Regions from separate parts of the Homo sapiens genome. Here all the other regions are linked to region 1. Evidence: chromatin contacts called from ENCODE Hi-C or POLR2A ChIA-PET data. All regions are on one chromosome and are shown on one strand. Each heading gives the region's core, a stretch centred on a gene start or an enhancer-like site at or near the end of the contact. The rest is flanking DNA. Distances are from core to core; before and after follow the strand shown.

Region 1 (4,812 bases), core at 1,082-3,581:
AGAACTTAATAATTTACCAAGTATTCAAAGATATCCAGGAACATTTATCTTCTTCAAAATATTTCCTGATTTTAACTTGCTATTCCATTTCTCATCTGGATCCAGATCAGAACCTTTACCTACTTTTCTGCAGGTTACTCACTTCTGGCTTTCTTCGTGCTTGTGTGGCTCTTTTTTAAACACTTCACACTGAGTTGTGGACACCTATCCCTTCTTTTTTCAAAAGGTCTTTTTTCCCTTCTTTTTTCAGGAGGCAAGGAAGGGGGAGGCAGTAGGAAGGACTGAACAGAGAGGAAGAAGTGCGAAATACTCATTTGGAACAATGGGAGATTGAATAGACCGGAAAAAGAATGATTAAAGTGAGGACTGCTGGCATGGTCCTGTTTTCTTCCAGCCATGTTTAGTTGCATCGTTGTGGCATGGAATAGATGGAGAGCTGAGTTTATCCAGGGCTCCCATCTTACTAAGCAGATAGGAGGTGACAGGGAGGTGGGTGAGTTGAGGAGGTGTGCAAGGGACCAATGAGAATGGTTGGCCATGGAGTTTAAGCTCGCTCACTAGAGAGGGAAAAGTCATAAAGGAAGGAAGAAACAGTGAAAAGGTAGTAAGATCTGGATTGGAGGTACTGGTAAGGTTGCAAGAATTTTGTTTCAGGGCAGTATAGGGAGTAACCTGGATAGCTAGGAGGTGGTGGTCAGAGTGGGCTACTGTGGGGTTTGCAGTCCTTGGACCTGACAAGGTCTAAGGTCTGATCATGGAGGGAGGGGGAAGCTGAGGTAGGGCAGAGGACAGGAGTGGGCTTCATGAGATCAAAAGGATGTTGGAAGGATTATCTACCCGGATACTGACATCTCCATGAAGTAAGAGGCATAGTGTGAAGAAGTTACAACATCCTAAGCTCTTCACAGATAAGGGAAGCATGCACCACGTGGGTAGCCTCTCTTGTTTAGCACCCAGTATATAGCCTATGCAGAGTGAATACCTGGGGGCTGCTGGGGGCGAAAACAAGGTCACTGTGACAGGACCTGAAGCCTGGGGGTCTCGGTGACAGGAGTGGGCCTAGTTTTTTGGTGTAGAATTGAGCCTTGAGTGCACTGGTGGGATCTTATTGAAAGGAACCCCTCCAAGACTAGAAGAAGATGCATCCTCTGACAATGTAGGCTCTGTAGGCGTCCCAAGTACCTGGGCTGTGGGTTAGATGGACTCCAAGGCATTTCCTCAGGTGGCAATGGGCCGATCCCTGGGAAGGCAAAGCTGTGCAGGAAGAAAATGGCAAGATGCTACCTTCCCTCAGGGAAAGCCCCTTTCCCGGGAGCAGGGAAGGCGAGGCAGTTTAGGCTGGGTCAGTTTGTCCCTGCCATCAGAGTCTGTTGGTCCTGGAAAAAGAGGGCCTTATTTTATTTATTTATTTTTCTTTGAGACAGTGTCTTGCTCTGTCGCCCAGGCTGGAGTGCAGTGGCTCGATCTCAGCTCACTGCAACCTCCGCCTCCAAGGCTCAAGCGATCGTTCCGCCTCAGCCTCCAGAGTAGCTGGGACCACAGGGACCACAGGCGCCCGCCACGACGCTGGCATTGATTGATTGATTGATTGATTGAGAGAGAGGTAGCCTCCCTGTGTTGCCCAGGCTGGTCTTGAACTGCTGGGCTCAAGCAATCCTCCTGCCTTGGACTCCCAAAATACTGGGATTACAGGCGTGAGCCACCGTGCCTGGCTAATTTTCTTCCTTTCTTTTTTTTCCTGCGAGACGGTGGGCGGGGGTATCTCCCTAAGTTGCCCAGGCTGGTCTTGAACTCCTGGGCTCAAGCGATCCTCCCGCCTCAGCCTCCCAAAGGGCTGGGATTACAGGCATGAGCCACCGCTTCCTGCCAAAAGAGGGCTTTAGGGCACCCCCAGAACCTGAGATCTCCCTCATCTGTCATCTTTAAAGAGAAGGAAGTCGACTCCCAGTCGAGCCATAGTCCATTTGTCCCGGGCACGGTGACTCCGGGGTGGCCAGGACCAAATGTGTCTCCTTCTGGCTTTTGCACCGCACCAACTAATCCGCGGCAGGCCGCACAGCTGCCCTGGCCTTCGCGGAGGACTAAGGCGAGGGCGGTGTACGCTGCTCCGGAGTCCCACCGCGGGAGTTGAGGCAGCGGATTCCGAGGGCAGGGTGGGGCGGAATCGGGAGGGATGCGGACCCGGTGGAACGCACTGCGCAGACGGCGCCGGCGCCCGCACACAGCTGTTGACTAGTCTTCCAGCTCTCCCCTGGAAGTCGTCCAGGCGCCGGTCTCTTTTTTCTGCCTTTTTGTTTCCCTCCCCGCGAGTCGGCGCGACGGTGAATTTCCGTTTCCGGCGGTGTGGAAGCGGACCTGAGGAGTCGCAATTGTGAACAGGTTCGGTGCTGCGGCTGGGGTAGGCGGCAGTGGGGTCCCTGGCTCTGGGGCACTGGGAAGATCGCGAGTCGTGCGCGTGGGAAGGTCCTTCCCTGGTCCTCCGGGTTATCTTTGCTCCCCAGGAGCAGCATATTTCACCTTTAACGGAGGCGTGCCCGGGAGTCGTTGGGAGAGGGAACGGGGTGAATCCCTGCAGAGAGCCTGACGGGGAGGGAAGGTGTCCGGGAGACGTCGTTTCCTGGCGACGTGGTCCCAGCAGGCGACTCGGACCTGAGCCGAATCTGTTGACCCCAAATTGTGCTTTTCCCACCAAGAGCAAAAGAAAGAGAAACATTAGTACAGCTTCGGAACTAAAATATAGTAGAGAAGCAACATAACCTCGGAAATCCCACAGCTATTCAGTTTCAAAGCGTTCCTAGTGCCCAGCTCTCCTAACTCCCAGCCGGTGTTCCTTGACGTTATGGTGATATATAAAGACTTTCTGTTTCCGCTCGTGTTGTGTGTCTGTGGGAAGCCTCTGACTCACTTCTGTGCTCCAGTAGCACCCTGTGCAGCCTTGCAGTGTATCCCTTATTGCACGGAAGGTACTAGTTTGGATTTCCTCTGCAAGTCAGATCATAGCTATATCCATTCACTGGCACAGTGGCTAGCACATCATAGATAGACCAAACATTTATTAAACGGAATTAATACAGGACCTTAATTGAATGAAATGGCACCCTTTCCCGCTTTTTTTCAATCAAGCTGTCAGATTTTATGCAGCCTGATATTCTTAAAAAACTCACTAATTCAGTGATTACCAATTTATTGGCCACAGATTCCCAGGTACCTCAGAAATCACTGGAAGGGTCTCTGTAAGTCCATGGGGTCTCCAGGCATCATTTAGAACCAGTCATATCTCACACATACAGATACTGCTGTTTTTCAAATGTGTGTAGATGAGTTATAATTCAGGAGTTTTACAGAGGTGACAGGTACTAAAAGTAATACTGCGATCCTATTGGAAGTTCATAAAAACGTTTTAAATTTTTTATTACAATTTAAGTTTAAGTTAGGAAACCACTTCATTAGTCCAGTTGATACCTAGGTCTGAGCTGTCCAGTATGGTAGCGACATGTGACTGTTTAGAGTTAGAATGAAATTAATTAAAAATTCATTTTTTCAGTTTCTTTAAGAACATTTGTTTAGGGCCACAGGTTTCCAGGCTTAAGGGTGGGGCCTTTGCCAGGGAACCACTCTCTTCTACCCAGTATTTTCCTGTCTCCTGTCCATATCACAGGGATATACTCCGGCAAGTATTGCTATTAATTACTTCATTCATTCAACAGATGTATTGTGACAGATACTGTGCTAGCCACTTTCTGGGGCATAATGATGAAAAGAATCTGTCCCTTCCCTCAAGATCACTGGAAGCCGGGGGTCTAGTAGGAAGACAGAAAAGAGAACAGATGATTACATTTTCATGAAAGGCATGCACAAGGTGTTATAAAAATAAAGAGAAAGAGCACCAGCCCAGACTGGGTATTTGAGTACTGGGACTGTTCAGGAAGATGTAACATCTGTATGAGTTCTTGACAACAAGTGAGAGTTAAGCAAATAAAAAGTAAGAATGTATCCTATATAGAAGAAACGATATATGCAAAGGTCCAGAGGGCAGGCACATTGATGGACCACAATTAGTTGAGTAGCATGGAGTAAGTATGCGGAGGGTGATGGTAAGGAGATGGTAGCCAGAGTGGGAGACACAGGTTAGCTGATGGATAGTCTTGCATGCTATGCTACTGAGCCTTCACTCAGTAAGGAAGGCTTTGGGGGAACTGCAGTAGGATTCTAAGCAAGAGAATGCTTTGATAAAATTTTGTGATTTAGAAAGGTCAATAGATGGCAGTGTAGAAAATGAATTGGAAGGGCTTGTGTATAGGCAGAGGACTGATTAAGAAGCCATAGTGTAATTAAGATCTGGGCAAGACATGGACATGCACACTTGAGGGTGAAGGCTGGGAGGAGGGAGAGGATCAAAAAACTACTTATCAGGTACTGTGCTTATTACCTGGATGATGAAATAATCTGTATAACCAACCCTCATGACATGTGATTTACCTATATAACAAACCTGCACATGTACCTCTGAACTTAATACAAATATAAAAAAAAAGAGATCTGGGTGAGAAATGAGGGTTTGAACTAAGGTGAAATCTATTTGTACCTTAGGAGAAAGTAAGACAGGAAAATGAAAGATCTCAGGAGATTTGAAGGAGACAGAATTACCAGATGTGGAGACTGATAGGATACAGGATGAGGGAGAGAGGAGTCTAAGGTAACTGCCGGCTGATCCTCACATGGGAGACTGGAAAGATGACATTCGCTGAGATGAGAATGTTGTGGAGGAAGCTGGTATGTCTGAAGTGGTGAGGTTGGTTTTAGATTTGATAA
Region 2 (4,812 bases), core at 1,154-3,653, 340 kb before region 1:
TTTACAATGACTTTCAGGCTGTTAGACCCTAATACTCTAAGTTGTTTTTTTCCAGGATTTTGCTTTTCATTCAACAACAAATTGTTTAGCAACTAATAACTGGTCTGAATTCTTTCTGCCTATCTAAAAAGTAAAAATATGGAAGTTGATGACTATGATTAAGCTTTTTAAAGTAATGAACCAGATTAACAAATCACTATACCATCACGAACTAATCATCATATACAGAATAATTTCATAATCTGCCCACTCCTTTTTGCTTTTACATAACAGGAAGAGCTTGGCAGGAGATCTCTGGCAATACTTTGCGTGAGCTCACATCTAACAAGCTTGTCCCTTTAACAAGAGCAACATCAAGCCCCTGAGGGTGATAAATCAATTTCCTGCCCTCTCTGATCATACTGATTTTGTGTGTGTGTGATTAGACACCTCCCCAAGAAAAAAAACACCTTCATGGTCGCTGTTATGATTAGTATATTGAATGTTTACAATTCTAGGTGCAACTCATAGTAAAAATCAAATCACACGAGTTGTTGGGATCCCTGTAATAAATAGCTCCTTCAAGCTATTAAGGAGCAGGTGTAGCATTTGACTACAGTTAAAGTGCTCTTAAACAATTCTACTTGACTCTCACACTGGATTAGTTACCCCTCACTCAGACATACTGATGCATGTGGATGATTAAGCAACTGCCCGCTGTCATTAGTATTAGCCAACCTAAGCTTGGCAACTCTGCTCCCATTAGTCAATATGCAATGCTTACCAAGACTCACTGTATTTGTCTCCAAACCTGCTTGTTTCCATTATTACATAATTTAAATAAATATTGAGTAATCAATGAAACTGGAGTCTGGAAAGAAAGTGAGCTGTTATTTCCACAAAACTAAATTGAATGCTTTAGAAAGACTTGATAAAGGTAAACAGTCTTACCAAAAGATTGCTGCAAAATTAGAGGTGGTTGAGACAACTTTAATATTCTTACGAGGAAAATGTAACTTAAAATGTGGAAGGATTCAGTATTGGGCTGCTTTGAAGTTTTGATGTTCCGGCATCACTTTAAAGAAATAAAGACTGGACATCGATGAAGGATTATGGGTGGGGCTTGTGCAGGAAAGACAAGAAATGGCACAAATCAGAGGACCCATATTCAAAAGAAAATTCCTTGACACTACATAAAACATTGAGAAATCCTAAACATTTCTGTTTCTAAAGTTAATAAAATGTTTATGGTGGGTATGTATACTGCTGAAAAAGTTATTTCCACCCTTAACCGATTCATCATTCATCTGAGGATCCCAATTCTACTGAAAGAGGAACTAAACCAAGGTCTGGACCCTCCAGTGCATTTCCTCCCTTTCCATGATGAAAAACGTTAACAAAACCAGAAGGGGAAAAGTTAGCCTTTGGTGAAATCTTGCCCTCCTTTTAGTGGCTGTCTCCTCAGGAGTCTTTGCTTCTCTGAGCCCTCAGGGTGGGGCTCCCAGTCCCACCCCTCTAGAGGTCCAAGCTTAAAGACTACCTCTTCTCCTCTCTTTACTTCCCACGTGCAGCCCCCATTATCTTAAGTCCAGGTATTCTCAGCTAGGAGTTGAGCAAAGCAAGGCAAAAGTCAACCCACACAGTAAGGTACATTTCTCTTCCCTAGGATGTTTTGCATTTCAGAAGGTCTATGTTCCACAACTGTAAATGCCTCCAGTTCAAGAGTATACAAAAGAGAAGTGAAAAAATTCAGGACCGTGGAAGGGGGGATATTTTGGAACTAGAGAGAGGAAGGAACATGTTAATCTTAAGACGAATTAGTTACAAATAGAAAGAATTAGACTAACTCCATCTGTTTTTGTTTGTTTGTTTGAGGAAGTGTTGACCTTTCCAAGCCAGTTTCCCTGTCTATAAAAATATGGATACCATCACCTGACTCACAGGATTAAATGAGATAATGAGCTGCAGAGTACCTAGTAGAGTCTAGGCACACAGCAGGTGCTCACCAATCATGGCTGCTTTTAGCAGTCTGTCTTCTCACATCCATCCCCACCCCACCCACAAGTGGCATTATTTTTCACATCTTCCTTCCCCCAATTTCTATACCCAAAGATTCTTTTAAAAGTAGCTAGGTCCCCTCCCCTCAATGCATCCCAACAGCGGCAGCCTCCAGTGTTCTGTTAAAAAGAAAGCTGTGTGGTGAACCGGCGGTGTTACTTGAAGATAAGCACTCCACCCTTCTGCACACTCTCAGGAGCTCAAGTACGGGACACTCAAAATGTGAATATCCGTTGGTTGATTTGTACTATCAAATTTACTCAAAATTAATGTGCAGTAAGATCAAAAGCAAAAAAAAAATGCTTCTTCTCTTTGCATGAGTACTCCCAACCCATTCTCTTCAAATGAATCATCATCTAAGATCTCTGATGTAGTTGCTAGATTTAGAGAACTTGTACATTCTTTGCAAATGGCAGATAACTGCCCTTGAGGAGATGGTTAGCAGCACTCTTAGACAGAGGACTCACTCAGTGTAGGGCACTCTGCAGGACCAGGTAGGATAGATACGTGGTCTCTGTGGGTGTCTAAGTTGTCACTCCCCAGTTCAAGGATCTAGAACCTCAAATCATACACATGCACAATAAAGCAAGATGAAGATGTTAAAGAGGACAGAAGAAACCAAGTATGGTTAGCTGGTCTTAGAAAGGAGACAGGCATGACACCAAAGCAGAGGAGAAGGCGTGCAAGGCAGATAAAGTCAGTTTGCTTTAGCAACATCCTGGCTACACACACAACTGATCACAGCTCACTCTCTCGCCGAGAGAGAAAATGCCTATGTTTAAAAGTTCTGAAGAACAAAGTGTCTGGGTTTATTTAGATGTCCACATCTCTTTGCCTCTGTGCATCTGAGTTATCTCTTCTGGATAAGCATCAGTTGCTATATATTGCTTTGGTTTTTCCTTTAGAAGACAAACACAAGTTGAGGAAGCTGCCTTTCCCGTTTGCCAATGATGATAAAATGCAACAGCTGTTACTTAAGCAACCATTTAGGTTTCAGAGGTATTGAAGATAAATCTGTTATTTCTTCTAAAGAAAAGCTTTTTCCTCTTGAGGTGTTAATTACTGATTTTAAATAAGTCACTAAAATCAAGTAAGTTATGTGACCTACGAAGGGCTGATGGTGACAGAATCTGCCTGAAATAGGTAGAGTGGCACCTAAGAACTCTGCCTCTAAGCCATTTCGCCGCTCTTCAGCATGTGACTTGGGAATGCCTTCTACTTATAGATACATTTCAAAAGGCTACACACAGAAAGTTTTCCGTCCCTGACTTTGTACTCTGGTGTGCTAAGATTTTAGTATATAGTTAATATCATTCTGCAAATTTTTTCTCTCAGTAATAAAGTGAGGCAGACAAGTTTGGTGGTTATTTTTCCACTCTCTCGGAGCTTCTTAAAAAGTAGAGGTCTTCAGAAAACAGTAATTATTCACGTGCAATGACAAAAAATAAATAAGCACACCATATAAAAACAATCAGGCTCTAAACAGATGTATAAATGCAGGGAGTAGACATCTAAAATACTTTCAGGAACTATCAGATGACTTCAAAATATGATCATATCATCAGATTTTGAAATATTAAATAATGAAATGAAATTATCCTAACCTTTAAAAAATATTAGCTTTTAATCCAAACTGGTTTATAAAGGCAATAAAATAATATTTTAAAAATTATTTTAATAGTACAGAGTTACTTAATCCAAAAGAATTGCAGAACGTTTGTAAGCAATTTGAAGCTAACAATACCGGTGTTGTAAGTTGGGATGTGATGTCATAAGTGAGAACTTTTCAGTGTTACTTCTCATGGGGGGAGGTTCTGGTAAGTTTTTGCTATATTTTGGTAGCAAGTCTTCTGAGAAATCAATGCATATTCAGTTCTCAATCAAACCAAGCCAAGAATAACAATTACTATCAAGCCACCACATGAAGAAATTAACCAAACAAGCTTAACAGTTCTCTTGTAATATGGCAAGTATTACCAAAGAAGCCTTATAAACAGAGAAGCAGTTTGTCTCTATGGAATGGAAAAAATATATATATTATTATTATTATTCAAGACAGTACCCTAATATAATAGACAGTTCTAGCTAGGAGTTGTATATAGGCCAAATTATTCAAAAGAGTAAGAAAAGAAATACTACTTATGGATATCAAATTCTTAAAAGTGACAGGTTATATGAAATGTCCAGGACCGGAAACACTTTAGAGACAGAAAGTAGATTAGTAGTTGCCTAGGGCTCGGTGTGGAAGTAGAGATTAAATGTAAAAAGATAAGAGAGGAATCTTATCTTTTAAGAACCGATGGAAATGTTCTAAAACTGGTTTATGGTGCTGGTTGTAGAACTCAGTAAATTTACTGAAAATCACTGAATTATATAGAAAATATACCGCAGTAAGTTGGTTTTTTAAATGACAAGGTGATCATTTGGACTTAGCATTTTAATTGGGACTGGGAGGTAACTAAGGAAGGATGTGCTCAAATTCCAAGTTTTGAGAATATTCATCCCTGTACCTTCTAATAATCTGAATTTCAAAACAGGAGATTATAGTACTTTCATACAATAAAAGGTATGCAACTATTGAAAATAATATAGAATATGCAACTATTGAAAATAATATAGAAAAAATATGACAACAATGTAAATGTCCATCAATGAAAGTGGTGCACTGAAATTATAGTACACCCATCCTACAGAAGTGGTGCAGTCCATATAAGCAGTCAGTTTAAGAATGTGTTAAATTATATACAATGACACATACAGAAATATTTCCAGGAC
Region 3 (4,812 bases), core at 1,366-3,865, 310 kb before region 1:
TTTTTCCTATACTTTTCTATGTTTAGATACACAAATACTTACCATTTGGTTACAAGTGCCTATAGTATTCAGTAGAGCAACATGCTATACAGGTTTGCAGCAGCCTAGGAGCCACAGCCTATACCATATAGCCTAGGTTTGTAGTAGGCTACACCATCTAGATTTGTGTAAGTACACTCTATTATGTTGACACAACAACAATATTGCCTGAGGACACATTTCTTAGAACATAGCCTCATAATTAAGCAACTCAGTAAATATAAGGCATTACTATTATTAAATTATGACATGCATCCCCAAACTCACTTCTTTTCCAAATTGTCCTTAACTTTTAATTATAAAGAATTTGTTAAAATTCATTAAGTGTAGAAAATAAATTAATGAACTTTCCTTCACTTTTAAAAACCTCTACTCTTATAGTTTTTTCTACACATACACACACACACACACACACACACACACACACACACACACACACACATACTCTTTTCTCATGACTTCAATTACTTGTTTATGTCCTGGTTAGTTTCTTAAATCTCTCAAGAATTTTAAAAGATCTATTCTTTCTTGAGCATTTGGAACTATTTTATTTCTTCCCCAAATAAGAAAAATTAAGAACAATTGAAGCTATTCAGGGTCATTCATTTAAAGTATAACATAGATTCCAAAATGACACCCAACTAAGAATAAATTAAAGGCTTGGTATCAAAGACCCTCTATTTTCTTTTTCTAGCCCTAATTAGCAGTATTATCTTCTTTTCATTCTACTAAACTATAGTTCTAGCCTTTTCCCAAAACATGATCTTCCTCTACCATCTCTGTTCAGACTGTTCCTTTCTGCTCAAACTGTTCCTTCTACCTAGAGTGTCCCCTAAGCACTCCTCCCAACTCTGTTCAAAGGTCTCATCCAGATAACTGAATGAGTGCACCATGATGTTACCAAAGATGTTCATTACAGCACACTTTACAAAAATGAAAAGTTGAAAACAAAAATGTCCAGTAATATGCAACATTATAGACTACGTACACATGGAATGCTATATATTATGTATACATCTACAATTATGTAGATGTATATTTATTGCTGTGGCATCATCTTACTATATTGTCAACTGAAGCCGATTTCAAAACAATAGTAATAACCAGACCCATTTTAGAGGGAAAATAAAGCATGTATCTAATCTCGGCATAGAAAAGTATGGCAGAATACAAAAAAAAAAAAAAGCAATGTTAATTGTTAGCATTTTCACTGCCATGCAAAATAGTTTTGCAAATGCAAAATAGTTTTTGCATTCTAAAGTTCTATCCAATTAGCAATGTTAACTTTTATAGTTTCATAAAAGGTACTTTAATAAAAAGGCATTAATCATTAAATATCTAATCCACATATCATCTGCTCCTGAATCTCATCCCTGATCTAGCCCACTCCTCTTGCCACCCAGGTAATTTCTCTTTCTCTTCTGTTTTCTGAGTATTTTATATGTCTTTTATAATACCTACCACATTCAGTTTGAAATTATAGTTTTCTCTTTTCAGGTTTGATTATCAATTCCTAAAGTGCAATAAGTCTGTCTTATTTGTACTGAAATGTATCGTCAAAAGCAACGAGTCCCAAGTATCTAGTAAACATATTTTTGTTTATATCAACAAACATGAGTTTGTTGATATGAACATAATGCAACGCTATAAAATTTGCGCATCTAAAGACTATACACATAGCATCTCTCTAATGAAGAAATCTTCTATACAAGGGATGTTTGGAAACCACATAAGGCCCATTCTGTTAAGAGAGATGATAATATAAGTCAGAATGTTATATCTATAATAAAATTTCTGTATTAAATTATTATTTCCATGTTTGCTTTCAAAGTACAAAGACACACTTATTTAAATTAAGCCAAAGGTAATTATTTCATAATCCAAAGGCAAGTCTCTCAGATTTTAACCACGAGCTTCCTCTTGAAATGAACACAGATTACTTTTGCAGTAATCCAAGTCCATCCCTGACTCAGCGGGAACTATAAATACCTTTTGTTTTAAGAGGAAATCGGGGAAATGAATGTTTTACAATTATGTAAGTCTGATTCAAAGAACTGACACAAGCAAATGTTTTGAAATATCCAAGGCATTTTTGTAAGGTTCAATAAAAAATGTGTTTTGAGAACTAGGTGGGTGAGATTTAAAGTAAAAACAACAAACACAATCTTAGCTGTTACTTAGCAATTTCAGGGTTCGATTGCTTCCTTCTAAAGGGCAAGTTAGAAAACTGAAGAAGTTGCTTCTAGAAGAAACATTGAGATGTCTGATCTGGTTTCGTTTTTTTCCTCCATTTCACTCCCTAAGATTTTAATCAAGCCAAGATGAACCTTAAACTGCCCAGGTTTTGTTTTGTTTTTACTCTCTCCCTAGAGGCAATTGGGTTTCCATTAAAACTTAATTTTGAATCAAAAGCAAAGCTGCATGGAATGCTTAGTTGGGAGGAATCCTGACTACTTGTCTCTGTAGCACCACTACCTGAAGGAATTTAAGATTTGAAGGAATATGGGGAAGGGAGAGAAGGAAGTTCAATAGGCAGTGAGCAGAATGACTGATCGCCAATACTAGCACTTGGAGATCAGTTTAACAGCCAGAATAGGCAAGCGATGCCAGGGGTCAGTTATGAAGCTGAGTCAACAACTCAAGAAACTGTTCTAAATTCTAAATTGGTTTTGGCATCTATTTTCAATTCCAGAAACAATATGAGCATGACAACTTGAGTTACAGCAAGCACTGACTCAAAACCAAACCTTGTTTTTATTCATCAAATGAAACTCTTACCACCACGGCTGAGGCAGATAATTAAAGAATTGTGGCTTAGAAATGTCTTCACAACAGGAAACCTACAATTAGTGGTGTATTAGAGCCAACTTATACCAGGCCACTAGAACCAATTGTTAAATTCTCAAAATTTTTAGCAAGCTGGTTGTTAAACACAGTCATTATTAAAAGTTAAATTATATAAACAAAATTAAAATAAATCATACTAAAAACAAAGGTAATAAATACTCAAATCTCATCACTTCCTATTATTTTACTGTTAAGCATGCTCTTGAGGTGATTTGTAACTACTGTATCTGGTTGGTAGAAACTATATAATGCTGTGCTACTACATAAGACTTCCCAGCCTCGCTTTCAGTGACTTTTGCTGGTAGTTTAAAATGAGCCAGCCACAGCAGTGGTACTTACACAATGGAAACCTGCAAACATGACAACCCCTCCTTCTGACATTGCCAGCTTGTTAACATCTACCTGCAGATACTACCTATAATGTTAATCACCACAGCTTGGCAATAGGTAAGGAACTTGAGCTGGCCAATCTTTTGAGATAGAATAAAGGCCTATAGATTATAAATCATGACACAAATATAAGGAAGAAAAGTAAATATGATTTATTGTGCCAGTAACTATACTGTGCCAGTCATAGCACAAAGTACTTTCCACAAACTTTAATTTTATGAGAGATAGTATCAAATCCAATATACAGATGAGTTGACTAAGGTTCTGAGAGGTTGAGTAACTACTAAAAAGCACAAGAGCAAGAGTGAGGCCTAGGATTGTCTGACTCAAAAATATATGATCTTTCCACTAAGCTACCCCACTTACTAACATTATTGTTATCACAGTGAAACCAAAATCAACCATATGTAACTGTCAGATAATTAGCAAACATTAATAGCCTCTGATGTACATAAAAGTAGCATACATGAAGAGGGATATGGAGAAGATGTAGACAAAGAACTCAATTTTAATCATATTCACCAAATTTGTTCATATTTACTTCAAAATATGCCCACAGAAAAAAATACGTGAGTGAGAAATGGAGCCCAAGGAAACCACTAGGACCAAAAATATCTGCATATCCTAAGGGTTATTCCAAGCTTAATTTAAATGCTGACCATGTGCAGGGAATTCTCTTAATTCTTCAAATACTTATGCTCTGTCCACCAAATTGACACACTCAACTTAAAATGACACACCCTATCAAGAAAGAAGTACGCAAAATAAGATTTATCAAAGTTAGCATCAATTGTTTGACGTGTTTGGATATTTACTTTATAAAATAGTTTCTCTTTTGCACTCAAGTTAGTTGATTGTGCTATCCTTTTACCATGGTTCCTTAAAGAAAATTTACCCAGTAGTTAAAAGAATTCCAAAAGGCCAAGAACATTAACTTACGGATTATTTAAAAACATTCTGGTCATCTTGGCTTCCTATAAGCTACCAGCTTCTCCCATTGTTCCAGTACAGTTCCATCACCTGTCATAAGCAGAAAGAATCTAATTAGTTACATGTCTCAGAAAGGCCATTTCTTGATTTCCACTAGTTAGTCTCTTCTTCACACACAAGACATAGAAAAGTCCAGTCATCTCTTCTCTTTTTTACCAAAAACAAAAAGGAAAGAGAAAATAGCAACACAGAAAATTACCTTAAGAGAAAAAAAATTTTAAGAGCAGTATTTCCACTATGAAGGATTGGGGTGGTGAACCCTTAAAATTTTGCCCTCCATTATGTTTTCAGGAAGAGATACCTAGTCTGTTTCCCAGGCGGCAACAGTATTAGAGTAACCCACCTTCTCTCTCCATCTCTCCTCCCTAACCCCTTCTTACCTCTCCTCAAAAGTGAAGGATTAATTTGCCTGGAAGGACTAAACGAGACACCAAATGATTTCTTGGCCCTGCTCTGAGCCAGGCAACAAAGGCCTCCCTCCAGTCACACACGCTTTGATCCAACAAAGGCATTATACCAGAACTATGGACACCTAATGCTTAATGA

What was found. A loop is a pair of places that touch in the nucleus more often than their neighbours do. ChIA-PET counts read pairs that join two places held with the same protein, here RNA polymerase II (POLR2A). Pooled maps may share reads with other maps.
Region 2: a pooled map shows a loop between it and region 1 (6-fold over the local background). The contact joins the enhancer-like site here to the promoter of ASAH2B in region 1. A Hi-C loop is called at or near these places in 1 of 37 single-sample maps with no recorded cell type and 3 of 50 pooled maps. POLR2A ChIA-PET finds 5 or more read pairs at or near these places in 2 of 52 experiments (AG04450 and WTC11).
Region 3: a map of naive thymus-derived CD4-positive, alpha-beta T cell shows a loop between it and region 1 (2.5-fold over the local background). The contact joins the enhancer-like site here to the promoter of ASAH2B in region 1. A Hi-C loop is called at or near these places in 1 of 168 maps with a recorded cell type or tissue (naive thymus-derived CD4-positive, alpha-beta T cell) and 2 of 50 pooled maps. POLR2A ChIA-PET finds 5 or more read pairs at or near these places in 1 of 52 experiments (BJ).

The regions. Positions count from the first base shown.
Region 1 is chr10:50,737,605-50,742,416 of GRCh38, forward strand. It overlaps ASAH2B (N-acylsphingosine amidohydrolase 2B), which reads left to right and starts at 2,332. Exons shown (of 6, transcript NM_001321958.2): 1 at 2,332-2,379.
Region 2 is chr10:50,394,733-50,399,544 of GRCh38, forward strand. All of the region lies in intron 6 of SGMS1 (sphingomyelin synthase 1), which reads right to left. Among named protein-coding and RNA genes, the nearest start is that of ASAH2, 150 kb to the left of the region's middle. Within about 2 kb of position 2,404, at least 3 of the 41 ENCODE cell types and tissues checked have a DNase peak (open chromatin) inside an H3K27ac peak, as active enhancers do.
Region 3 is chr10:50,429,261-50,434,072 of GRCh38, forward strand. It overlaps SGMS1 (sphingomyelin synthase 1), which reads right to left. Exons shown (of 11, transcript NM_147156.4): 6 at 4,216-4,296. Among named protein-coding and RNA genes, the nearest start is that of ASAH2, 180 kb to the left of the region's middle. RefSeq lists an enhancer at 2,587-2,806. Within about 2 kb of position 2,616, at least 7 of the 41 ENCODE cell types and tissues checked have a DNase peak (open chromatin) inside an H3K27ac peak, as active enhancers do.